Linked DNA regions of Homo sapiens: region 1 is linked to region 2. A link is a loop called in an ENCODE intact Hi-C map of the cell type or tissue named here. Cell type or tissue: mammary epithelial cell. All regions are shown on one strand. Links, peaks and the distances in the headings refer to the core of each region. The heading gives the core; the rest is flanking DNA.

Evidence for each region. A loop is a pair of places that touch in the nucleus more often than their neighbours do. Peaks named below come from ENCODE experiments on the same cell type or tissue, not always from the same donor. Only the 100,000 strongest peaks of a DNase experiment are listed, where the experiment ranks them.
Region 1: a loop joins it to region 2, with 5 times the contacts of the local background. A loop is called at or near these places in 11 of 110 quality-filtered maps.

Annotation. Positions count from the first base shown.
Region 1 is chr6:81,760,332-81,773,043 of GRCh38, forward strand. LOC105377873 (a long non-coding RNA gene) reads right to left here and starts at 8,084. Exons shown (of 3, transcript XR_942729.3): 1 at 7,949-8,084; 2 at 7,266-7,396; 3 at 1-4,226. It overlaps LOC124900219 (small nucleolar RNA SNORA70), which reads left to right and starts at 3,693; the gene lies at 3,693-3,825. RefSeq lists an enhancer at 12,535-12,674. In mammary epithelial cell, for the core only: no CTCF peak of the experiment used is centred there; DNase peaks (open chromatin) are centred at 6,630 and 9,720.
Region 2 is chr6:81,933,291-81,946,002 of GRCh38, forward strand. All of the region lies in intron 3 of LINC02542 (long intergenic non-protein coding RNA 2542), which reads right to left. Among named protein-coding and RNA genes, the nearest start is that of LINC01526, 130 kb to the left of the region's middle. RefSeq lists an enhancer at 4,359-5,558. In mammary epithelial cell, for the core only: no CTCF peak of the experiment used is centred there; DNase peaks (open chromatin) are centred at 4,211, 4,321 and 5,281; H3K27ac peaks cover 3,476 bases.

The sequences.
Region 1 (12,712 bases), core at 2,466-10,465, 170 kb before region 2:
GTAGATACCCATTTTTCTAGCATCATTTTTATATACTAAATTCAGAAACTTTGTAATTGCCATATAAACTTGTGGAATCATGGAAATCATTTGAATAAATATACTATCATAATATTTGAATTATGTTTTGTAGTACATTGCATTGTATTTCATTATATATATATATAAAATAACTCTAGACCAAGTGCAGGAATGACATAAGAATATTTCCGACATAAAAGTAATTACCCTTTGCATATTGGATCGGTCATTATTTTCAGTCACGCATTCTTCATAAATCAAAGAAATTGAGTTACCATGACTAATTCTTAATCCACTTTGAATCTAAAGATAGCAGACATTTGAATTCAAAGTTTGAAAAACTAATTATTTAGATGTTTTATATACATCATATTTAACAGCCAGATATCTGGCTAAACTTCTTGTTCTTACTCAACTAAAATGGAAATTTTAGTTTTCTTCTAAATTTAATTAAAGATCGATTTGATCCAAACATTTACTCTGGAACTCACATTATAGATTTTGAGTGCCTGTATTGATCAAATTACCCAGAGGCTTTACAAACTGCACTTTATACTGCACTAAAACTTGAGTAAGCCTGGCCTTTGACTCCCCTCCTAATATAGGGCATGGCCCCCTCCCTACCTGTGGGCTGCAGAGTTGAGGGTGGGTGGGGGAGAGCACTGTACAACATAGCCTCCTTGGGAAGTTAGAGTATGTGTGCACACATGTGCTCATTAACTCCCCTAGATTATTTGTTCTTTCACAAATCTTTCTCATTTCCTATTCATTAATACAAATAAATGACTGTTGAATCAATCTAGTGCCATCACCACTGCAACAGACACCTACTGTAAATTCTTTAAGTCTAGTAACTATGGTTACTTAAAAATCACCTAGCAAATAATATAGATTAAATAGCCTAGATATGTTCTGTGTGTCGGATAAAAGTACTCTTTTTACTTAGGGGGATAACATTTTCAGTTGGAATATAGTCAGCTTTAAAATTTTAGTAAGTATCCTCAAAGTTTCCAGTGATTATTTGATGACTCACTTCTAAAGCCTCAGCTACATATGATTAATGGGATTTTACTGCAGATTTAACTTGTCCATCTATTGTTTATCTTTTAATGCTTCTGGGAATACTCCAGAAGCTTCCACCACTATTCTGTTTTTTAATCAAGTGACATATGAAAATTAATCAATTTTGGATTGCAAATTGTGCTCTCATACATGGGATACAGAATTAAAAACATACCATTTCCTTTCCTGAGGATGCTTACTCAAATTCTACAATAATAAGCATATAGCATATATACATTTTGACTAAGACTTTTGTTCTTATTATACTTTAAGGACATTTAAGTATAGTGAATACGTGTCCTAAATCAAAAATAAAAGTATGTGGCCCGACAACTAATATGCTTATAAGGACAAAGGGGCAGTCTATTTGAAATCTCTTCACGTCTTCAGAAATCTGAGATGTATGGTGTTCTTCCATCCATTGTATAGAATTATGCTTCTTTCTTCAGTTCATTCCCATAAAAGCCTCCCTGACAGCAACATTTCTTATTGTCTATTGGCTATTAAGTTACAGCAGAAATTAAATATGGGGAATTCATTCAATATTCACACACCCACAGATATTCTTCCACTTAAAATTAAAGGCTTTTGCATACCTAGTTGAAAGCTGACCATAATGTTAATTTTGTAAAACTGAAATGTAAATTATTCTCCCTAAGCCTATGGACAAATGTAGTATCTCACTGAAAAACATTGTGGCCTTCTCAAACACAGAACCCTCCTGATGCCACTTTGTGTTTTTTAAAAATCAGTTTGGGCTAATAAATGCCCATAAAATATTTTAATATATTTAATTGCTCTAGGAAATTAAATTGAACTTTAATTACAATTAAGTAGAAGATATCAAATATAATGCCATTAGACCATGAGTTGGTTCAGCATCTGTGTTTGATTACATTACCCAAACACATGAAACAGTCAAGTTTCTAAGCTGGTCAACCCCTGCAGGCAGTGACCTGCTGTTTCTTGCCAGTTGAAGTCTGTTTCTGTGTTATTGCTCTTACTGTCAGTAGATGATCCTCACAGTTCCATAAATGCTATTTAACTCTCTATGGTTTCCTATATTTCTTATCTGCTTCATTGTTCTAGAAAAAGATATTCTTTAAAAAAAAAAAAGAAAGGAAGAGGAAGAAAAAGAATGAAAGAGACAGAGGCAGGCATTTGTTGCAGAACTTCACAAACTATGACTAGTCAGGATTTAGGTAATAGTTCAAACCCAAGCCCCAAAATAGCCAGTTCATTTTGTTTATAATAAATTGCAAATCAAAGCAACCTGGTCTGAGGAAGAAAATGGCTTTGTTCCAATGATCTAGAGGCACTAGAGATCAGCTGTCCATGATCCTTTAACCTACGGCAAGGCCATCTTAGTTAAGGCCACATCTTCCTCATTATTTGTTTCTTGGGAAAAGTCAGTGGCTGACGTGGAAACAGCTGAGTGCGTTATTCTAAAATTAAGTGATTAAATCACGAGGCTGAGAATAGGATGCAGGAAACCTGGGGATGGATTTTTTTTCTCATTCTTGAAATTGATTCTTGCTATGAGAACTTATAACAATTAGTCCCATTAAAAGCAGCCCATACTTAATTTCAAGTGGCCACAGTAAACTCTTCAAGGTTGAGACTTGGAGGAAAAAAAAGTAAAAATACTTAGCACAAATCATTACTGAGGAATTAAAAGGAATCAGAAAGATGGGAATCATTGGGAACAGCACTCACAGTACATGTTAGAGCTTTGAAGAAACACTCCCCTAGTGCTTAGCTGAGAAGGGATAAGCCCAAGATTGTGACAGAAGGCCAGGCTGGAAAAACAGAATGGCCGGTATTAGATGAATGTAAATATGTAAATATGCCTTAGAGTATGCCTTAGAGCATGCTAAATGTGCCTTGAAACATGTAAAGTATGCCTTAGAGAATGCCTGGTCCTTTGTAGGCACTCAGGCCAGCTAACTCATCTGCAGGAGCTGGATAGAATGTAATGCTTAGGCATGGAGACCAGCAAAGGCAGAAGAAGGGGCAAAACCCAGGTTGCTCTCCTTCTAGGCATCAGGCCCATGGGAGTTCAAAGATGTTCTCAATCTTACACTGTGGGAGTTATCTCTCAGGGCATCCAGTTTGAGCCTAAGGCAAATTTGGCTGATTCCAAGTTCTACCTGAACTCAAAAACAACTATTATAATATATCCTGCATCTCCATCCTGCAACTGGTGGCTAGTGAGGAGTGATACCATGTGAAAATATCTGTTTGTAGATTTGGAACTGCTGCGGCAGAAATAGGGACTTTTAGTCTCTAGGACAAAGAAGCTTGCAGGTCCCCTTCAACAGTACTGCCCTTGTACAAAGCCAGAAAATTATCTGTGATCTTTATAGCACAGGAAGGACCTCCAAGCTAGAGAAGGGATGGTTCAAGGATGGAAACATCTTTCTTATTAAAACACCACATAAAATTCTGTGAGTTCTGAATCAAGAAAGAACCTCCAGCTGGTGGGAGCTGACCCCACCAGCAACCTCTGACTCTTTTCTATGAACACTGCCTTTCTCTAGAGTTCTGTCACTCTGATTACCACTGTCACCCCGAATTCTGGAACTCAGCAGACTTTTAAAATTATTCATCTGCAGTCAATTAAGCCAGCTGTACTCCTTTCCTCACAGGGGCTCGGTGTAATGGCTGCAAACAACAGCCTCCTTTGTTGTATACACAGCTTGTTTCTTGTATGGGTTGCTCTAAAGAACATAGGAGACAGCCGTTTCCAATGTATGTTTATGCCTCTGACCTTTGACCTTGCACTGTTCCCATTGTAGGCTCCAGACAGGTGTGCAGGGTATCTCTAGAAAGCCCCAGGGTACCATGGCCAGAATTTACATTGGTAAGTCATCATGTCCATCCATACCAAGGTGCAGAACAAGGAGCATGTGACTGAGTCCCTACACAGGGCCAAGTTCAAGTTGCTTGGCCACATCACAAAGAAATGGGGCTCTATCAAGTTTAATGCAGATGAATCTGAAGACATGGTAGTTGAGAAGTGTCTTATCTCAGATGGCTGTGGGGTCAAATGCATCCCCAGTCATGGCTCCGCAACAAGTGTCAGGCCTTGCACTCAGGAAGGCTTCCACTGTTCTGCTGTCTCTTAGGCTCACCAATACTTTCTGACAAAGAAAAAAAAATGTTAGCATATGTTTAACCAAACCCTTTCTTTCCTTCATCCTTCTTATCAAAGTAGAGGCATGTAGAATTTTCCAAATTAATGTAATTCGGTATTACACAAAAATGAAAAGGCAGGCATTACAGGCAAGCTACATTGCGTAAAGTCACAATTCCAAAGTTTTAAGTCCTTGATCCTAAGATGAACATATCCAGCCCTAAAAGACTTCACTATCTCTTGCTGTGAGTCCTCCACCCACCCCCATCCTGCCTGTTATTTGGTCAGTTTTCTAGCTGTCATATTTTCTTTCCATCTTTCCAAGTGTGGTAAGTGTTCAAACAATGGGTTGAAATAAAAAATAAGAAGGAATGATCCACTGTAACTGGGATGGTTAAAAAAGGTGTCTTTGTAGAGAAAAGACCAGACTAAAGAGTAAACACCAGCCAGTCATGAGAAGTTGAGAAAAGAGTGTTCCTGGCAGAGGGAGCAACTTGTACCTGGGCAGGCAAGAATCTCTTGTACTGGAGGAACTCAAATGTGTTCTATGGAACCAGAGCATGCAGAGGAAGGGAGAGATGGCATGAGATTAGGCTGAACAGAATGTCAAAGTTCAGATCATGTAGGTTGTGGTGAGGAGTTTGAAAGATTTTAGATTTTTTGTGTAAGTGTTAGAAGCTATTGAAGGCTTTGAGCAGGAGAGTTGCATGACTGGATTTATCTTTTGAGATCCTTTTTGCTGCTGTATGGGGAATTCATGAGGGAAAAATAGAAGAGAAATGGGTTAATAGACTGCTGCAGATATCTGGGCAAATGATGATACTATCTTAGATTACTGCTATTCAAACTGTAGGTCACAACCCATCAGGGTTATATAGTCATTTTAGTGTTTTTTTTTGTGTAATGTAAGATATAATTACCTTTCTTAGAAAATATCATCTTTTTTTTTTTTTTAAATTTTAAAGCTGGGTGTCCTGGGGGAGACATCACATGTCAGCAGGTTCCGTGATGTCCCCTGAGCTGAAAAACCAGCAAGTTTTTATTAGGGATTTTCAAAAGGGGAGGGAGTGTATGAATAGGGTGTGGGTCACAGAGATCACATGCTTCACAAGGTAATAGAATATCACAAGGCAAATGTAGGCAGGGCGAGATCACAGGACCACAGGACCAGGGCGAAATTAAAATTGCTAATGAAGTTTCGGGCTCCAGTACATATAAAGAGACTTATTAAGAAAAGATCATCTTAATAAGTCTCTTTATATGTACTGGAGCACATTGGATTTAAAATTTTGGGATATGCTTTTAACCCGATGAGAAAATAGGTTAATAATAAATTGTCACTGAAAATCAGAAATGTGACTTGGAAAGAAAAGGTACATGTCATGGGCAATTACAGATGCAGAAATCCTTTAATTATAAAGCATGCCCTTACCTGAGGAACTTTATACTATGCTGACATGAGGCTACATCTAATAATAAGCCTTTTCATTTTACACACACAAACACACACCCACGATCTATGAACATGTTAAGACCCATATGTTCAAACAACCCATTTACAAATTGCTAGATGGGACCAGCATGAGCGCCTTACTCCCTTCACCAAATGAAGAAAGCAATTTTGTTATTTCATCACCTTTCTTCTTCCTGGAGTCCTGACAGCATCAGTTATAACAGCATGCCTCTTTTCCCTCATTTTATCAAACACCAGTCTTGCATTTGAGTAGGTGACAAACAAAGATGGCAGCTGTATTTTCCTAGTAGAATCTTAGAGCTCTTCAGAGTCACAAGAATGAGCCTCTAATGGCAGAAAATTAAATCCTAGAGGAAATAACACTAATGGCTACTTAAGATATCTTCCCCCATTGCTTCTCAATCCAGACCACTTAGGTAACTGCATATGTTGTTGTCCATGCATTTTGATAGAGCCATCCAGAGAACCACTCCTGACCTGAGTAGTTGTGCTGCTGACTCTACTGTAAAGCCATTCCTGTGCCAGATGAACCACAGAATTTCAGCAAGTAAGGAGCTAAAGACAGGGGAGCGTTGTAATCTTCAATCTGTTTCTTCATTCTCAAACCTCACAATGTTGGCTCTTTCTGCAGAATTTCAGTTTGTGTTTTATTCACTGAGGAAGTCTGGTACGTAGAAAAGCTTCCTCTTAGCATAGATAAGGCTAACAGGCTAACAGTTATTTGGGTAAGTAGGATTAATTATCAGGAAGCTGTTGATAGTTAATGGCTGACCTGTAAAAACCTGGTTAGAATGAGGTCAGCTAAAATAATAGGGTCTATTTTAAGTTTGGGTCATATAAGACGTCATTAAGGATCACATTATTTCAGCAAAGAAAATATTGCAGAGAGTTATCCTTTTAAAAGAAAATAGCCTTTCTGCTGGAAAGCTTCCAAACCACACCATTGCAAAACCTAAACACTTCAAACCATTGAATGCTAATGTTTAACTGCCTAGCTCTAGTTGTCTTGCAAACCTTTTCCCCTTTGGTAATTGACTTTTTCTGCAATCCAGGTGTCGTTCGGTGTTTTATCCCAATTTTGTTTCTTATGCTGAAGAAAACATATTTTCATTGCCTAGGGGTTAATTTTTTGAACCCCACATAATGTAGAATATATTCTACTCTGTTGCTTGTGATTAAGAGTAGTAATCAGCATTTTACTAGAGTTGAGGAAAGCAGCAAAGGGAAGGGCTAGCCCAAGGCATAATTGGGAAATGCCTGAAATTTTAAAGCCTTTGCCTCATAATTTGTCATTTAACTATTTTTGTGCCTTAATCTCTTGTTCAGTCACTTAGAGCTGCATGACCCCCTCTAAGCTTCAGTTTCCTCCTGTTGCAGGATTGACTGCACACAGTGCAGTGTGCAGCACATTCCCTGAGGCATAGTAAATGTTCAGAAATTGGTAGGTTATCATCATCATCCTCATCAACATTCCTAAACCTCGGGACTAAGGGATATTTCATATTGACTTATGATGAAATTGTTTGTAAAACATTTGCTTTTAATTTTATTCTCAAAGACTAAAAAACTTACCAAGCCCAAAGGAATGTGCCTCTAGTTCTAGTATTTGAGGCCACCACAGGAGGTGGAGAAGAAATGTGGTAGCGAGTGCGGGAGTCTTCCCTCCTTTGTAGTGCTGACAGCTACCTGTTCATTAGACTGGCCTTGTTGAAAAAAAATGATAATATGAGTCAGGCATGGGGACCAAGACAACATGCGGGACCTGCCCTGCTTACACCAGAGCAAGAGAGCCCATGTCCTGGTCCAGTTCCAAAGCCACTCCCCTGGCAGAACACCTGTCTGGATTCTTCCTCCTCCCTCCTGTCACCAAGATTCAGTGAAGAGTCTAATTAGTTAGTGGATGTTTAAATGCTGTATTGGAGGGGCAGATATAAGATCTGTGGGATCTAAAGATTATATAATTATGGGGGAACTCTTTAAAAGAATACAAAATTATAAGTAATAGATATGTGTGAATATTTAGTTAAGATGAGAAATCACCACAAAGTATACATATAAACAGCTAACAAATACCACAAACATAAAAAATCCAGAAAAATATTTATTAATTAAATCCCTGATTCATCCTACACTTTTTTTCTACTTTTTTCTTCTTGATTGCATACTCTTTGATTGCACCCCTATGTATGGTAGAAGAGGATTTCTGACTTTTCTGACTTAACACAGCATTGATGAGATTCAAAACCTTTGCTTACAATTTTTTTGTTATGATGATTTGAAAAATGTTCAAGTCTTCTTTCTCTTCTACTGCCCACATACTTCTGGCACAGCACAGCATGCTCATATAGTATTACAACCACTGTGTCTTCATTCTGTGATTGCAGATGAGTGGGAAGAGGGTTTCTGAAAGTATTCCTGCACATGGACAGGTAGCAATAATAATTACTATACCTGAAAATGACTGCAAACCACATAAATCCATCTCCCTAAACCCAAATAGAGGGACTCCCAATTTAATTTCCCATTAGCCAAATCTCAAAAATGTCCACAGCTAGTCTGGGACTATCCAACATGAAAAGGCATGGAAAATAATTCATATGAAAAGAGATTGCAGTCTTTTTTTTTTTAGAAGGTCTCACTGTCACCAGGCTGGAGTACAGTGGTGTGATCATAGCTCACTGTAACCTTGAACTCCTGGGCTGAAGCAATTATACTCCTGCCTAAGCCTCCCAAGTAGCTGGGATAACAATTGTGAGCCACCACACTCAGCCTAAACTGCAGTCTTAATCGTGGCTAAAATGTTTTGCTCTTTCAAATATTAGAAAAGCATATGCCCAAGCAAGTGAGAGTCCCTGAAGATGTAAACTTCTTTCGCTTCACAGAAAATCTACCTCTGCACAGAGGAATTAGCCCCATAGGATCCTGAGGATGAAGGTGAGTTCCTGCCCTCCCATGCTTACAGAAAGAGCTATTTTAGGCAGAAGCACTGTATACTATAAGAACTTATATAACAAAAATAATATCAGCATTATTACTGAAGTCCATTTTGTCCAAGCATGAAGCAATCTCAGGCAGAAATCACAATATCAGGCTCTTTGGAGAATGGAGAAGAAACTGGAACTGTCCACATCTTGAACTATGAAGAACCTGGTTCTTTCCTGTCCCCTCCCTCAGCTCTGCCCAAAGTGACCTGAAGAAGCAATTGTCTTTAATCTTATCTAGTTCAATAATTTTAATTGATTCTCTGAATCCAAACTCTACTCTGTCACTAACTAGCTGTGTGAGCTGGGACAAATTAGCCTAAGCGTTTGTATTCTCATACATAAAATGGCAAAAATATTTTATTTGCATAACTGTGAAAAAGATTAAATGGATAGTGTATGTACATTACCTGGCACCTAGTAGATAACTAAGATATTGTAGCCATTTTATTATTGTTCACATTTCAAGTGATAACTATAAGGGAGGAACTAGAAAGGGAATATTGAACAGCCAGGACTCCAGATTACCAAACACAGCATGGAAGATCAAACTCCATAAATGCTAAAAGGGATTATTTCAGTTTCAACTTTTTTACTTGCTCCCAGAGCCCAATGGCAACACAATGAAAGTGGCCGTGGCAACATGACAGCCACAGTACTCTATGAACAGAGTGTATCAATAAACATGATGCTTTTAGGAGGCCACAAGAATTCCTGTCTGGCTCAGGTGTTCCTCCTGGTGTAGGATCTATCTCTGACGTTGCATGAGATTTGGGAAATTTTCTTGTCTCAGATTTTGATAGTTTGATATTTGAACAGAAAACAGCAAGTTGCCCCTGGTAATGGTTGCAAGTGACTGGCACTAAGCACCTGGCAGGTAGTAATGACTCTGTAAAAGATTTCTGAATTCATCTAAAGTGATCTGTCCTCAGAGGCCCTGTACACTGCTGCCTGGGCAAGGCACAGGCTCTGAGTAACCTGAGACATCAGGCAATTTGAGGCATCAGAGCATTGTCATTAGTATTGGCTCTGAAGTCAGATCAGGCCCGGCCCCAAATTCCAGCTCTAGCATTTACCATATTTACAACCTTGGGCAAGCTGCTTAAATCATCTGTGACTCAGTTCCTTCATTATAAAGCAAGGATAATAAAGTATCTACCTAATAAGGTTTTAGTGAGTATTAAATGAGGTAACATTTCTGAAGGGCTTTAGAACAGTGCCTAAAGCCCTTCATTGCAAGTGCTCAGTAATGGCTAGCTCTAATGTTAAAGGGGAAAGCTGGTAGGGATGTCCAGCAGGTGTTTGGTTATGTGGATCTGGCACTCAGAAAAAAAAGATAGTAATTAAAGCCACAGGTTTTATATTTTCTAGTTTTATTCCTTTCTTGTGGTGCCTGTAACAAGTTACCACAAACTTGGGTTGAAAATAACAGATTATTTTCTTACAGTTCTGGAGGCCAAAAGCCCAAAATCGGTATCATGGGGCCAAAATCATGGTGTTGGCAAGCACCCTCCCTCTGGAGATGTTAGGGGAGATTCCATTTCTTGCCTCTTCCAGTTTCTGGTGGCTGATGGCATTTCTTGAATCATGACAGCATTGTTGCAATCACTGCCTCTGTGGTTACATTGCCTTCTCCCCTCCTGTCTGTATCAAATCTCCCTCACTCTTCTTCTTATAAAGACACTGAATCATGGCATTCAGGGCCTACCTGGATAACCCAGGATAATGCAGAGTAATCCCTCCATCTGAAGAGCATTAACTTAATTACAAAGATGCCCACCCCAGCAAATAAACTAGCATCTATAGATTCCAAGGATTAGGATCTGATATCATTGGAAGCCACTTAATCAGTCTACTATACTAATTAATACACGATACTGCAAGACATAGGTGAAGATGAAATTATGTGAAGAGAAGACTAAATACAGAACACCGAACCATAAACACATAACAGGGAAGCAAAGAAGAGATACCACAGGGAAATGAGAAGGAAAGGGGGGCTAGAGGAGAAGATGAGGTGAAAGGGGGTTGTCTGAGACTTCAAGGACGTAGTTTCACAAAGGATGGCATCCTGGAAACACTTCAAAGAATCAAGGTAGGGGGCTGAGGAGGGATTATGGGGTTTGACTATTAAGAAGAACATCAGTAAATTTAGCCACAGTGAATGTATTGGCATGGGAGAAAGAGAGCAAATTGTGATAGATTGAGGATGGAGTCACTTACCTCTGTGATACACTTTGTACATAGGCATAGTTGTAAGAGGAAAATGGTGCAGACATTCATCTTGACAAGCCACCCTCTGAGACCTTACTCTCAACTGTGTTTTCTTTGGATTCCCAACAATAAAATCCCGTGAAAGGCCCTGAACTTGCCAAGGTGGACATGATCTATGATTAGAAGAGGAAGGCACTGCCTCCTTCCCATAGAAATATGTTTGCTCTCCAGCTCCTGAGAGAGGTCAATGAAAAAGTTATATTTATCTTCATGATTTACTCAGCCCACCCTCTCTCTCAAAGGTATTATTAATGCCTAGACTAGTCAAGTGGTGATGTTTCTAATCATTATACTCTTTTACCCTTTTTCAGTATCTTAAAAAAGGACTCTAAATATTGAAGTAGTTTACATTTTTTCTAATAGTGAAACATTATTAGTCACTCAAAAATTATTATAGAAAATAAACCATGTGCTAGAAAGTATATTAGAGATAATATGAAATTAAAATATTAATAGCTAATATTTAAGTATCTTGTATGGGACAGGCACTGATCTAAGTGCTTTGTATATCAATTTATTTCAAAAATTTGGTGACAGAGGAGGTACTAATATTACACTGTTATTATCATCCCAACTTTATAGAAGAGTGAACAGAGGTGCAAAGATAAGGGAAAAACACACAGCTAGGAATCAGGAAGCAAGGATTAACTCAGCAGTCACTCTCTGGGCCTATTCTAACCACTGTGGCATTCATTTTTACAGCATTTGCAAGAAGACATCTCTAACATACTCTTTTTAGGCAGAAGCATACAAATAAGCATTATTTTAAAGTGACTTGACAAAAACCAGTTTTTGCATTTAAAAAATCTTGTAATACTGGAAATATTTGTTACTCAGAACATATTGACTGAGTACCTAGTAATTTACTAGGCACTCTTCTAGAAACTGAACTTTCAAAAATGAACAAAATGGACACAAACTCCTGCCCTCATGTTCAAATAAGGCATCTCCATCTTTAAATGTCATGCAATAATAACACCACCACCATACTTGCAGAGCCAAGAAGAAGCCAACTCTTCCCTCACTGTATAAGAGAACAGCATTGAATCATTACAAGCAAAATTACAGCAGAAACTACTGTTACTGACTATTGACATCATGCTTCTGGGGGAATGCTGGCCTTAATACCTAGGTGGTGAGTTGACAGGTGTAGCAAACCACCATGGCACATGTTTACCTGTGTGACAAACCTGCATATCCTACATGTGTATCCTAGAATTTAAAGTAAAATAAAATAATAAAATAAAAATTTTAAAAAGAAATTACAGAAAAAAATGGAAAATCGTATATGGAGGATCTTTTTCTTGAAGCTCACTGACCTTTCGAGCATCTAAATCAATAATCCTGGTTCGAAGAAGCACTGTTTTCTTGATATTAAACAAAGTGTGTGACATTTCTGGGTCTGTTCCCTGAAAATGGTATTGCCTGAAAAAATACTAAAATTAAATAAATAAGTAATAAATAAATAAAGCTGATTTGGGTTTAGGGGGAAAATGGTATTGCCTGTACCTGACATCTAATATCATTTTCCATCTGGCTTTATGTGACCCTAAGTAACAAATATCAGGGGTTAAGAGGAAGTCTTAGAGCTCCAACACGTTCTACTTTCCACTCACCCACAGTTAAGAATCTAAGAGAAATCCCCAAACCTCAATGACTCAGAATAAGACAGCCCTGTCCAGGCCTCTGCAGCAGGGCAAATGGAGCCCCAGGGCTCTGCAGTGTTCTTCATTCCACAACCTATGACACCCTCTTCACATCAAA
Region 2 (12,712 bases), core at 1,957-9,956:
ATGCTGCTTCATTGAAAACAAAACAAAAACCAAAAACCCTTCACCACACAAAACATGTCCATGGGCCACATTAAGCCAAGAGGCTACCTGGATTGTCATTATATCATTGTTGTAACTCTCACCACATAGATAGTTTACCTCTAGCTCAGGCTGAGATCAACTCTGTCTTTCATGGTTGACATGGATGAAAACGAACGGAAGCATATCATAGTATCACTCCAATTATCCTTGGAGCTGGCCAAAAGAAGGGACCCTACTGCTTCATCTTTGTATTCTGTTTACCAGTTCAGTTTGCAAATAATCAGCATTGTGATCTCATGGGGAAACTATGTCAGATAAAAGAGAATGATAATACCAAACAACTATTGGGAGCTCATTTCTTGCCAGGCCCTGTACTAGGAATTTTCCTTATCCTGTTTCATTTACTCTTCCTAACTAACCTATTGCATAAGAACTATCATTATCGCAATTTTATGGATGAGAGAGCTGAACACAATAGGTGAAGCAGAAATTTGGTGACTGCAAAGTCTATGATTGTAACCAAAATATATATATTTATATAAAGCAAGTGTGAGTCAGTGGTTCAAGGATTGTGCAATAGGCTAGAAGGAAAGATATTGAATGTAGGTAATATTTAACAGGGAATTACTGTTTCCAACAATAGACCTTAGCAGCATTAGCAAGAGGAAGAGCAGTGGACCCAGGAGAGCTTGGAGAGGGGCTCAGTGGTGGGAGACTGAGGTTAGGGTTAGGGTTGAAGTGCAATCTGACAGAAGGGTGGGTGGAGACAGTGTTGAGTCTGAGCTTCTCCTCCCCCACAATTTCTCTTTCTTCATCCCCCCTCTACCCTTCATCTGTCCACTTACACAAATTCCAACTAAGAAGAGATAACCGAAACTTAGAAAAACACTGTATTTCATATATTTGAAGCATACGTGATTTCTCTCTACATCTCCCACCCTCCCCTTGGGTGTCTGGCCTCTGTTAAGTTAGGAAAACAGAAAAATGTAAACTTTAGTGATGTGGAGAAAAGGACAGACTCTTCCCCTTCATACCGCACCACAGTTGTATTCTAAGGTCTAGGTTAGGTGTGTTACGGATGTTTCTCTCTGAGGGAGGGGCCTGAAGAGATCAGAGACAATGAACTCCAACCCCTACAGAAGCCTTGAGAGGCAGAGCAAAGTGCTCGCTGTTCTGTCCCTTCTGGTCTCTGGACTCTGTTTAGGAGTCACTTCTAGTACTAATATTTCTGTCAATGAAGAGACTCTCCCCATACTTCCTGATGTCACCCTGTGATGGCTAATTGTTTGTTTGTTTGTTTGTTTTAAGATGGAGTCTGACTCTGTCTCCAGGCTGGAGTGCAGTGACATGATCTCGACTCATTGCAACCTCTGCCTCCCGGGTTCAAGCGATTCTCCTGCCTCAGTCTCACAAGTAGTTGGAACTACAGGTGCACACTACCATGAGCAGCTAATTTTTGTATTTTTAGTAGAAATGGGGTTTCACCATGTTGGTCAGGATGGTCTCGATATTTTGACTTTGTGATCTGCTCGCCTTGGCTTCCCAAAGTGCTGGGATTACAGGTGTGAGCCACTGCGCCCGGCCGTGATGGTTAATTTTATGTCGACTTGGCTAGACAATATACCCAGATATTTGCTCAAGCATTATTCTAGATGTTTCTATGAAGATATTCTTAGATGAGAGTAACTTTTAAATCAGTTGACTTTGAGTAAAACAGATTACACCTCATGATGTGAGTAGGTCTCATCTAGTCAGCTGAAGGCCTTTAAAACAAAAAGCCTGACCTCCTCAGAGGAAGAGGGAATACTGCCAGGAGACTGCTTTGGACTCAAATTGCAGCTCTTCCCTGGGTCTCCAGCCTGCCAAACTACCCTGCAGATTTTGGATTTGCCAACCTCAACAGTCACATGGGCTATTTCCCTAAAATAAATCTTTCTTTCTGTATATATACACATCCTATCAGTTCTGTTTTGTCGGAGAACTTTATTGAATCTACACCCTACTTCACCAATTCTAAGATGTATATTTTTTCACACTTCTCTAAAATCATAAGATATTTTAAATTGACATTGTTTCCAGTGAAATATGATTGTTCCCAGTATTTGACAGAGTATTCGCCATTCCCTCAACTAGATATTACTTTGGAAATGCAAACTAATAGTTTGCTATATTGAGCTGAGTGACTGTAGTGTAACCACCATCCATGATTTGTATAGCCATGCCATGACTTTTCTCCAAGGATTTCAAAGTTCTATGCAGTTTTAAATAATTATTTTCCATAAGCCTGTCATCTAATTGCCATCTGTAAGCTCTGAAAAAAATATTTTTCCAGGGGATGCAAAACATGAACACTATGAGGGAGACAGAGCTTCAAAGCAATGCTTTGAAAGGGAAGGATAGGAAAATGGAATGGAATATATTTGTCCTCAGTTAAGCCTCATTGTACTACTTAAGCCCCACTTTCCTTTCCATACAGGATTATAGCATTCTAACCACCAACTGTACCTTCTTTATTCTGTTGAAAGAGGCAGTTTGTTTTTCTACCTGGTATATTTTCAAAAGAACTGGATAATTGGCCAATACCATAACAGTTTTTTGATATATCACTGTCTTGCATAAAACTAAGACTCAAAGGTAACAGTACGTCTTAAGTATGTGTGTATGTCAGCATCTCAGTACTTAGTATGTGCACAAAGTAGACATGGATAGTTGTGAATACATGCATGTCACTGAATAACCAGACAACAATGTGAAATGCTGGCAAATGTCCAGGCTTTTTTTTTTTTCTTTTTTGAGACAGGGTCTTGTTCTGTAGCCCAGGTTAGAGTGCTCATTGCAGCTCAACCTCCCAGGCTCAAACAATACTCCTACCTTAGCTTCTCGAGTAGCTGAGATTACAAGTGTGTACTACCATGCCTGGCTAATTTTTAATTTTTTTCTAGAGACAGGGTCTTGCTATGCTGCCCAGGCTGGTCTCAAACTCCTGAGCTCAAGTGAGCCTCCCGCCTTGGCCTCCCAAAGTGCTGGGATTACAAGCATGAACTACTGTACTCAGCCAGATGTCCAGGCATTTAAGGAAGCCCTTCAAATCTACATACTCAAAATCATCAAATAAGTGACTATTTGCCCCCCTTTTATTTATTTATGTATTACATCTTCCCTTATATTCTAGGTGCATGTGTGTGTATGTGTGTGATTGAGTAAGTCAGAGACAGAGAGAAGTTGAGCGAATGAGAGACAGAGATTGTCTCTTCTGGGTTGTGAATATTTTGAAGGTGGCTTCATCAAAATACCATAGGTTTAGTGCCACCATTTTGAATACTGCTTCTGCCACATATAGGCAATGTGACTTTGGAATAATTACTTAACTTTTCTCATCTTCAGTTTTTGTACTTAGAAAATAAACATAATACCTGCGTTGAAGAGTTTAGTGAGGCTTAAAAATAATTTTTGAAAGAAACAGGCGAAATTTTAGATCTCATCCCATGTCTCTCTCCTGCTGTAGCCCTAGGCACAGCGCCTTGTACTTGGAAGGTACTGTCATGTTTTTTGAATGAATCGCCAAGTGTCTTGACAAAAAACACACACTATTTTTGGCTTTCTATAAAACATGCAATAAATTTTATGGCCTGACTCTTTTGAGTACAAAGTAAAGAACCATTCATGATATGATCCCGTTTTACCCCAAATGTTTAATATTTTCAACCAGAGTCATCAAATCCAATGTATTACTTATGTTCTAGCCTCACTGTCCTATATAAATATCATCTTCATTTAGATGAAAACGACAACCATAAAACAAACAATACTGCAGATATTTCAGTTAAACCATGGAACTTACTTCAAGTTTATGGTATTACTAGTTTGAATTTTTCACAGAAGAAACCAAGATAGTCATTTCTAGTTTTTAAGAGATAAAAAAAATCACAAAACAGACATCTTCATGTCAACATTATTTCCCCTTTTGTTACTTTCTTTCCTTTCTTTTTCCACTGTCTTCTCCCCTACCCACCATCTGTTTGTTTGGAAGATCAATGAATGAATCATCCAACAGGCGAACAAACTCTGGATGACACATTACTTTAAGCCACATCTGAAATGAATTGAAAGTTTAAAAGGCCACATAATAACATCGATCAGTATACATGCTTTTCTTGTTGAAAGATAATCAGATGCCAGAAGGGCCCTTTGTAACACACTGTCCCAGGGACTATCAATTCCAACATCCACACATATGTTCCCCCCATAAAGCACTGGCAGCCATTTTGTACTTATTGACTGTGCCTCTATAATTCTTCTTCAGATAAATGATTCACCAGATTGTAGTAGCCCTTAGTCAGAGAATCACAACTAACAGCTAAAAGCAAGTGTCAAAACCAAGCAAATGAGAGAGCGATAGTCTCTTCCCACTGTTCCGGGTGGCAATGGAAAGAGTAAATCCTAAATAGACTGGAAGCTGAGAACAGACAGCCGGAAAGAAGGTAGGACGATAAGAGGGAAGAAAGAAAGTGTTAGTGGATGGATTTAGGGCCAGATTAGTTCAAAAGCCTGAGTAAAATTTCAGCTCTAAGTTGTAGAAACTGAGTGGAAGCTGGAATCCAAACAAGTACTTCATTTATTCAGTGGAAATATTTAACCAATACTCTATGTCAGGACATGTTCTAGATACTGGGGATATGTTATTAATCAAAACAGAAATGTGTAAACTCCTAGAAAGTATATTCCAGTGGGGGATGATAACAACAAACATTTAATGTAATCAATCAATCAATTACTCATAAAGTATATTGAAAGAGAAAGAGAAGTGCTGTAGAAAAATTAAAAATCAGGGCAAGGAGAATTGCAAAGGCCAGAGTGGAAGCTTCCATGTAAATGCTGTGGTCTTAGCAAGAGGATTAAATATCAATAATTCACCAGAAAACGGCAGAGTCACAAAACTAAAAGGAAACCATTATGTAACATAACACAAAGAGAGCAATTTCATGACAGTATATAAAAGGACTACTCACATTTTTCATCTAATTTAAAGAAAATATTTACTATGCATGTAACACCAGAGAAGCTCTGAAAACATTTCAGAGATAGTTCCTTGTCCATATGCTTCTTTAATAAAACACCTTTCTGCTAAAGAACACAGTTATGTGGACTTCACTTACTGGCAAGGTCAAAGTCCTCTAAAAGCAGTTTCGTTTCATCACTGTCCATGTGACTGATACTATTATCTTTGTTTTACAGGTGGGGACATTAGAATGTTGATGACTAAGCACCATGAGTCAGTGGTAGGGTTTATGGAAAACGCATGTCCTAGGCAGCATGCAAATGACTTCATCTTATGTGGGTTTGGCCATGTAAGAAGTTAAATTATCTCAGCAATTTTGTGAACTTGGCTTTCTTCATAATTATCCTTCTTCCCGTCTGCTGTCCCAAAAGACCTGGTTACTGAAGAAAGCTCTGTGAGAGCTAAGGATGAGTGTAAATGCCATGAAAACACCATAAAAGTATTCTGTAGGTGCCATGCCACAGGGTTCTTCTAATGAAGGAATTCAGGAAAAGCTTAGGCACTGCCAAAGAGTTTAAGTTCTCAAGTATTTTTTTTTCCCCTCTTAGAAAAGTGCCTTTTTGGCTGGCATTTCATAGGAAAATGACAAAGACTTTACAGCAAGTCCCTTATCTCCTTTCCTTTTTTAAATCTTTAGAACATGGTTAATACTATGTATTTGTGGTTCAACTAGTAAACACTGATTACACTTGGCAAGTGACAGCAATAGCAGCAACCCCACAAAACTTAGGCAATAATGATGGTTTCTTTAAATTTGGAATTCAAGATAAAATTGGGAAATGCATCAAGAAGGGATAAAGCTCTTTAGGTTATCTTATCACAGAATTTGAAATTTGTGGCCAAGAGAATGAAGTTAAATGTTTATTTTATACTACTTGATCATTCTGAAAGTTTTCCAAGTTATTTCAGACTAAACTTAAAGCAGGATATTGTGTGAATCAACTCTTAAATATTAATGTGGCCCTGCCAAACTGGTTTCCTTAAAACCTCTTTCATTTGTGTTACCCTACCATTTTCTCATGTAACAGATGAAGATAAATGTGCAATGCTGTTAGCCCATTTTGCTACTTGGATTACTAGGTTCACACATAAACACATAGAGAGAGCACCTAATTATTCAGGGCAAACGCCACTTTTGCCCAAGGCAACTTACTTTGTCTACCTATTACTCTTTTAGTGATCATTTTCTTTCCTTTGAAAAGTATCAGAATTGAAATACCAGGAATTCCAAAACAAACCACTCCTCCCTGTGTCATCCTTGTCCCGCTGCTTCTGATCTTGGCCCTCAAACCTAGTCAACGGCCTTATCAGAACTGATCAAGCTGACTTAGATTGGAGTTATTTTGATGAGAGCTTGAGTGTGTAATCAGATGTATGGATTTTTGCCCTCTCCCAGAAAGAGGTCAGAAACATGTGGATGGAGCCCTAAGGGGTAGCCTGGTCTCGTTTGAAATAAAATAAATTGGCTTCACAGTGGCCACTCTGACCTCTGGCAGTCTAATTTCTCAGCTGGATTATAACTAGATGCCCTACATACAGCTATTCTCAAGAACTACACAAGCCTACGAAAGAGAGAGAAACTTTTAACTGGTGAGAATGCTGGAGCTACATCTGTCCAGGAAACTGGTAACACGGTGACATCAACTGGGCTCCAGAAGTTTTGAGAACTTCCATTTGGCTTTGAGAAACAATTCAAGGTGTTAATTCTGACTTATAAAGCTGTCTGTGTTTTGGATGCTGGTTACCTTAGAAATGGCTCTAAGGCCATTTCTCTTAGCTCTAAGGCTGAAGAGTTCCCAGATTTACACTTCAAACACCCAGAAGCAACACCCTTCCATAAACAGACGAGATGGCTAGAATTAAGGGCTGCTTCAATCTCACAGAATTCTACTTTGTAAATTACAAATTTTACCCCTTGGCTTCCTTTACTGATTAGAAATATGAATGTGGAGAAAGTACCAATGTGAAAATTTTACCATCAGCAGATTAATATCCTTGAGTGTTAAAACATTTAAAGTCCAATCTTAAAAGAGTATAATAACAAATTCCAGTGTATATTTAAATAATGTTCCTGTTTATAACCCTAGCTATACAACATATTTATTCCATGAGATCATATATTTAAACAATTATCTTCTTACTGGCAAGTACATATTCCCATGAGCAATGAGATTTTAATAAATTAGATGTCATCATCTGTAAATACCTTGTTTTAAAATATGCCTTTCATTTATACTAGGTTTTTAAAAGAATTTGGCAGATGTTTCCTTAACCTCTTCACAAGATTGACTTAACCTGCATACACTTGTACCATTTTTACTATACCCTAATTATTCAACCATTGTTTTATTTGTCCAGAAACATCTGAACATGCTTTGAATAATCCAGACAGTGAAGAGTTGAAACTGTCTGGGGATTTAGCATAAGCTTTCTCTGGAACTAGCAGCACCATCAATGCTCAGTGCACCTCCTTTTAATATTCTAGTGTTTTAGGATCATTAACATTCCTTTCAGCTGCAGGATGTCTTTATAATTCTTTTTTTCACAGAGGAAAAAAACAGAAGCAGAATCGATTAAGAGGCTTACCCAAGGCCATTCAACAGATTACTGATAAAGGTAGAATTGGTGCATTATATCTCGTTGAAGAAAGCTTTTCCTTTTTGCGCATTTCTCTACCAACTAAATTAACCCATATCCTATCAGCAGGTGATGTCAATCTCAGAACACAAACTGTTCTTGCTGTTCCTGTTAAAATATATGTATGGAACACATGTATGAGAACACCATATAAAGGAACAAGAAATCAGTAGAGTGAGAGCCAATTCAAGATTTAAGTACAAGAGAAAAGTCCATAACTGTTCAAAATCGGACAGTTACTGGCAGCCTCAAATACTCTTGAGCTGGTATCAAAAGCAGAGAACTGCTGCGCCAGAATGCTAGGACAGTTCCTCATTCCCTCATACAAGCACAAGTATAGTCACCAGCATAAAAAGTCAAGATTGTTAGCAATGCCTAACCACCTAATTGCCCAAGTAACCGTCTTTCTTTTACAGGCCTCATTGTCTTGAGCATGAAGGAAGTGGCAAACCAGTGGGACTGTAATCTATTATCTGTTACCACTAAGAGCAGGGATGCATTGTGACACCAAGTGGGAAAAAAAGGCCAGAGAGATAGACATGGAGGAGACTCATCTGAGTAAGGCTGTACTAGACATTGCCTTCATCTTTCCTTCAAAAGACTGACTTACAACTGTGGGCACACTGGGGAGGGGAGCCAGGAGGAGATAAGAAAAAGAAATCAACTTGATAGAAGAGCTTGAATAGGTTGGGCAAGGAGTGATTTTACATAGAGAGTAGTTTCCTGGTCCTTGCTCTGGTCTACATGCCTGTGAATCAATTACACACACACACACACACACACACACACACACACGCTCTCTCCCTCTCTCTCTCTATCATAAATTAATTACTCCTGCAGATTATTGAATGAAGCCCATGCACAATGTGGCAGAATATGTGATAAATCCACCTGCCAGGACCCTTGGATGGTGCGTATGGTGGGTTGGGCAACACTTATCAAAGGAACAGCCGTCTTGTTCTCACCAAAAAGCACGTGAATAAAAGCCAATGCAAAATGAGCTGCAATCGTAACATTGTTTTACTAAAGTTAATCTGGCTGCCAAGTATGGTCCAAACAGCTTTTTGTTTGCTTGTTTTAAGCCCTAGAGCTTTTGGCTGTTGGCTTTTATGATTGAGATATCAATTTTGAGAAAATCCTTTAATTGTTATGCTTTTTAAAACCTTAATGCCCAGATACCACTCTAAAGGTTTCCTTGCCTTCCTCTGTCTGATACTCTGGAAAATGTCAGCTCCACAGCTATTTCATGATCCAGTGCAAAGCTAACTAGAAGATCATAAAACGATATGTCCAGAAACGTTAAAACGTTAAAAAAGTAGCTTGCTCTTTTCTCATAAACTAGATTCTAGTGTAAACTTGTATGAAGTACAAGCTTAAAATTTAAAGCTTCACAATTTTAGAATGTGTCCATAAAAAATATAGGAGTAATGACAGTGAATAAAGTATGTTTTTATAAACTTTTGGTTCTGCAAAAAAATTTTTAAAAACATTCTGTAATGAAATGTTTTAAGAACCTAAATTAGAAAAGAGAAAGGTACTAAATATGAAGACTGGGTAAATTATTTGTCTATAAATTAGAAATTAAATATAGATAGATATTAAAAACCAAAATATTAGAATTAATTAGATCTAAGATGGTGTGCCAAGTAAATATATTCTTTTTTTAAAATTTTATTATTATTACACTTTAAGTTTTAGGGTACATATGCACAATGTGCAGGTTTGTTACATATGTATACATGTGCCATGTTGGTGTGCTGCACCCATTAACTCATCATTTAACATTAGGTATATCTCCTAATGCTATCCCTCCCCCTCCACCCACCCCACAACAGTCCCTGGAGTGTGATGTTCCCCTTCCTGTGTCCATGTGTTCTCATTGTTCAATTCCCACCTATGAGTGAGAACATGCGGTGTTTGGTTTTTTGTCCTTGTGATAGTTTGCTGAGAATGATGGTTTCCAGTTTCATCCATGTCCCTACAAAGGACATGAACTCATCATTTTTTATGGCTGCATAGTATTCCATGGTGTATATGTGCCACATTTTCTTAATCCTTAGACGCTAGAATATCCATAGATGGAGTTCAGGCAATTAGCATATCCTTTAAAATAGTATGAAAAATCGTGTATCTTTGTGAACATGCTTTCTGTTAGATTCTGAGATGGGTTCACAACATAAATAAGAAAGTTTTAAAGCCACTGACACAAAAGATATGTCTTACACAATTCAAACTTTCAGTATTCAGTAATGCTTTGTTCTTTTTGATGGTTTTTCTAACTTAAGGTTGTTATACTTACTCAACTAGTAAGGCATATCTCAAACTTTTGTAATATTTGGTGTATGCAATCATTGCAAAATGCAAATTTCTTTTCATCATTCCTTTTCTGTACAGAAAGAAAGGAAAGAAGTGCCTAATAGGATAAGGACTATGTTATAAGTAATAACAATAAAATTAAAATGTTAGTGAATTTATTTAAATATCAAAAGAAAAATGCATATATACTGCCCTATTTTATTATCCATAAATCAAAAAGCAGTTTTATTCTATTCATTATTTTTCAAAGAAAGGAAGAAAATTCCTCCTCTTCCCTTCATTTTAAAGGTATTCATAGGCACTATAAGTATCTTACAGAAGGTTATTTGGCAATATGCTTAATGATTTGGATACTGAACAGTTACTTTAAACTGTATAGACTTGCTTTACTTAAACAAGCAATTTTCCCTTTCAAGAAGGATCTCATCAAAAATTGAACAGTGCCTCTACTTTACTGTCTGGAAAAGATGAGCAAAGACCAGAATACTTTCATTTATCCAAAAGAATGTATTTTTCTTCTTCTCCAGACTCCTATTTATCGAAAGCTTCCTGACTATGGGGGATAAAAAGAGTTTCACAAAACTAATAGACAATCTAAAGTTCTCTATACAATTGCAAATAATTTATCAACACAAATAAGAATAAACATTCATTTCTTGTCAATATGCATCATGAGGATGAAAGGAAAGTGTGGTACTTTGACATTTTTTTCAAACTGTTAACTTAATATAAACATAATTCAAGAAATGTTTGGAAGAAGCAGTAGACTCCTGGTATTGAAGCCTTATCTTCATATATATTCTGCTCAAGTATCATCAAGTTTTGAAAGCTAACTACTGACTTGCCTAATTTATAAGATATTATCTCAAACTTTTGTAATATTTGGTTTGTGCACACATTATGTCCCAGTTAGCCATAATGAACTCCAAAATCAAATGAGAAAAGATATCACAGGAGGAAAGGAAAGGGCATTTAGACATTTTACTTTTTGATCAAGTTTTTAAAGGTTTTATTATTGGTTTTCTACTTAATATGGCCCTGTGCCAGGCATGGTGGCTCATGCCTGCAATCCCAGCACTTTGGGAGGCCAAGGCGGGTGGATCACTTGAGGTCAGGAGTTTGAAAGCAGCCTGGTCAACATGGCGAAACCCCATCTCTACTAAAAATACAAAATTTAGCCAGGCATGGTGGTGCATGCCTGTAATCCCAGCTACATGGGAGGCTGAGGCAGGAGAATCACTTGAACCCGAGAGGTGGAAGTTGCAGTAAGCCGAGATTGCGCCATTGCACTCCAGCCTGGGCAAAAGAGTGAGACTTTGTCTTAAAAAAACAAAAATATATGGCTCTGAATAACAACATTCAAACTCTTTTGCTTGATATTCAAAGTTTTTATAATTTTATCCCCAAAATTCCGTGTCTTTGTTTCCCAGAAAATTGTTCACCTTAGCAATATGCTTCAGGTTATGGGCTTTGGGAGCAGTGAAACCTGAATTCAAGCCCTAGTTCCATTGTCTACTAACCAACCTTGGCTACTTGGTTAATGTTTCACTTATGAAACATGCATTTTCTCATTTAATACTCCCAGCAACTTGACTGATTAGATTTCAGTGATGATCAAATGAGCTACTCTATATAAAGCTATGCACAGTGTCTGGCACAGAGTAACTCTCCAGTGACTATCAGTCATTGTTATTAAAATATGTCTACACTAACGCTCTGTCCCTGCCTAGTTCATGATTTTCTAAAATGTATTCCGTCTCAGCTCCATACTTTCTCAGATGTTGCCATGCATCCAAATGCCACTTATACATCAAGTCTCTCCAATATACCTCCTTATAAAGTCTTCTTTTAGGACTTTTGTAAGCTCCCATATCCTAATTACTGACTTCACATATCATTTGGTAGTTCTCTATTATCTATCTGTTATGTATCTATATTTTCCTAAACTATTACTTATACTATTTCTATATTTTGAATTTATGTTTAGTATCCCAAATGAAACAGTAATTTAAGGACAAGCATTATCTTACATCTTTTCCTATTTTCCCTAATACCTAGCAGAATGTGTTGCCCTTATGTGTGCTACATAGAGATGATTTAATTTTTTAAGCCTATAGAAGAAAGAGACTATTTAAAATTATCTAAAATCTATTTACTTCTACAAAACCCAGGCCTATAGCATTGAGCTGCACAATGGGGTTTAGAAGCGTGAGAAGTTGTTAGTTGTTATAGCCAGTGTTGTGCTGGAGTCAGATGGAACTACTGTATCTTGCAGGCATCAGTTGTGTATATTTTTCCTCCTACTCTGCATACAATGATGTCTCATTGGTAGCTTGAAATAGGCCATGGTGTACTTACAGCACGAGAATTGGCAAACACTACAAATCTGGGCTTTCTCTCTCTCTCTCTTTCTCTCTCTCCTTTCTTTCTTTTGTTTTCTTTTTTTGGAAAGCTGATTGTTATACATACATTTATCAGCATACCACAAAGATTGATTTAAAGCTATCCAAAGGATCTATGTAGATTTAATACTAAGAAAACTCATATATCTATGCTTCCCTACCAGAATCAGAGGGCATTCTATGCACATAGAAATAGCATATTCATATTATTAGTGGAGAGATTCTACATTTATTATTTAAACAGTAATTTTCTTTGCAAATGATGGAGATATTTGGC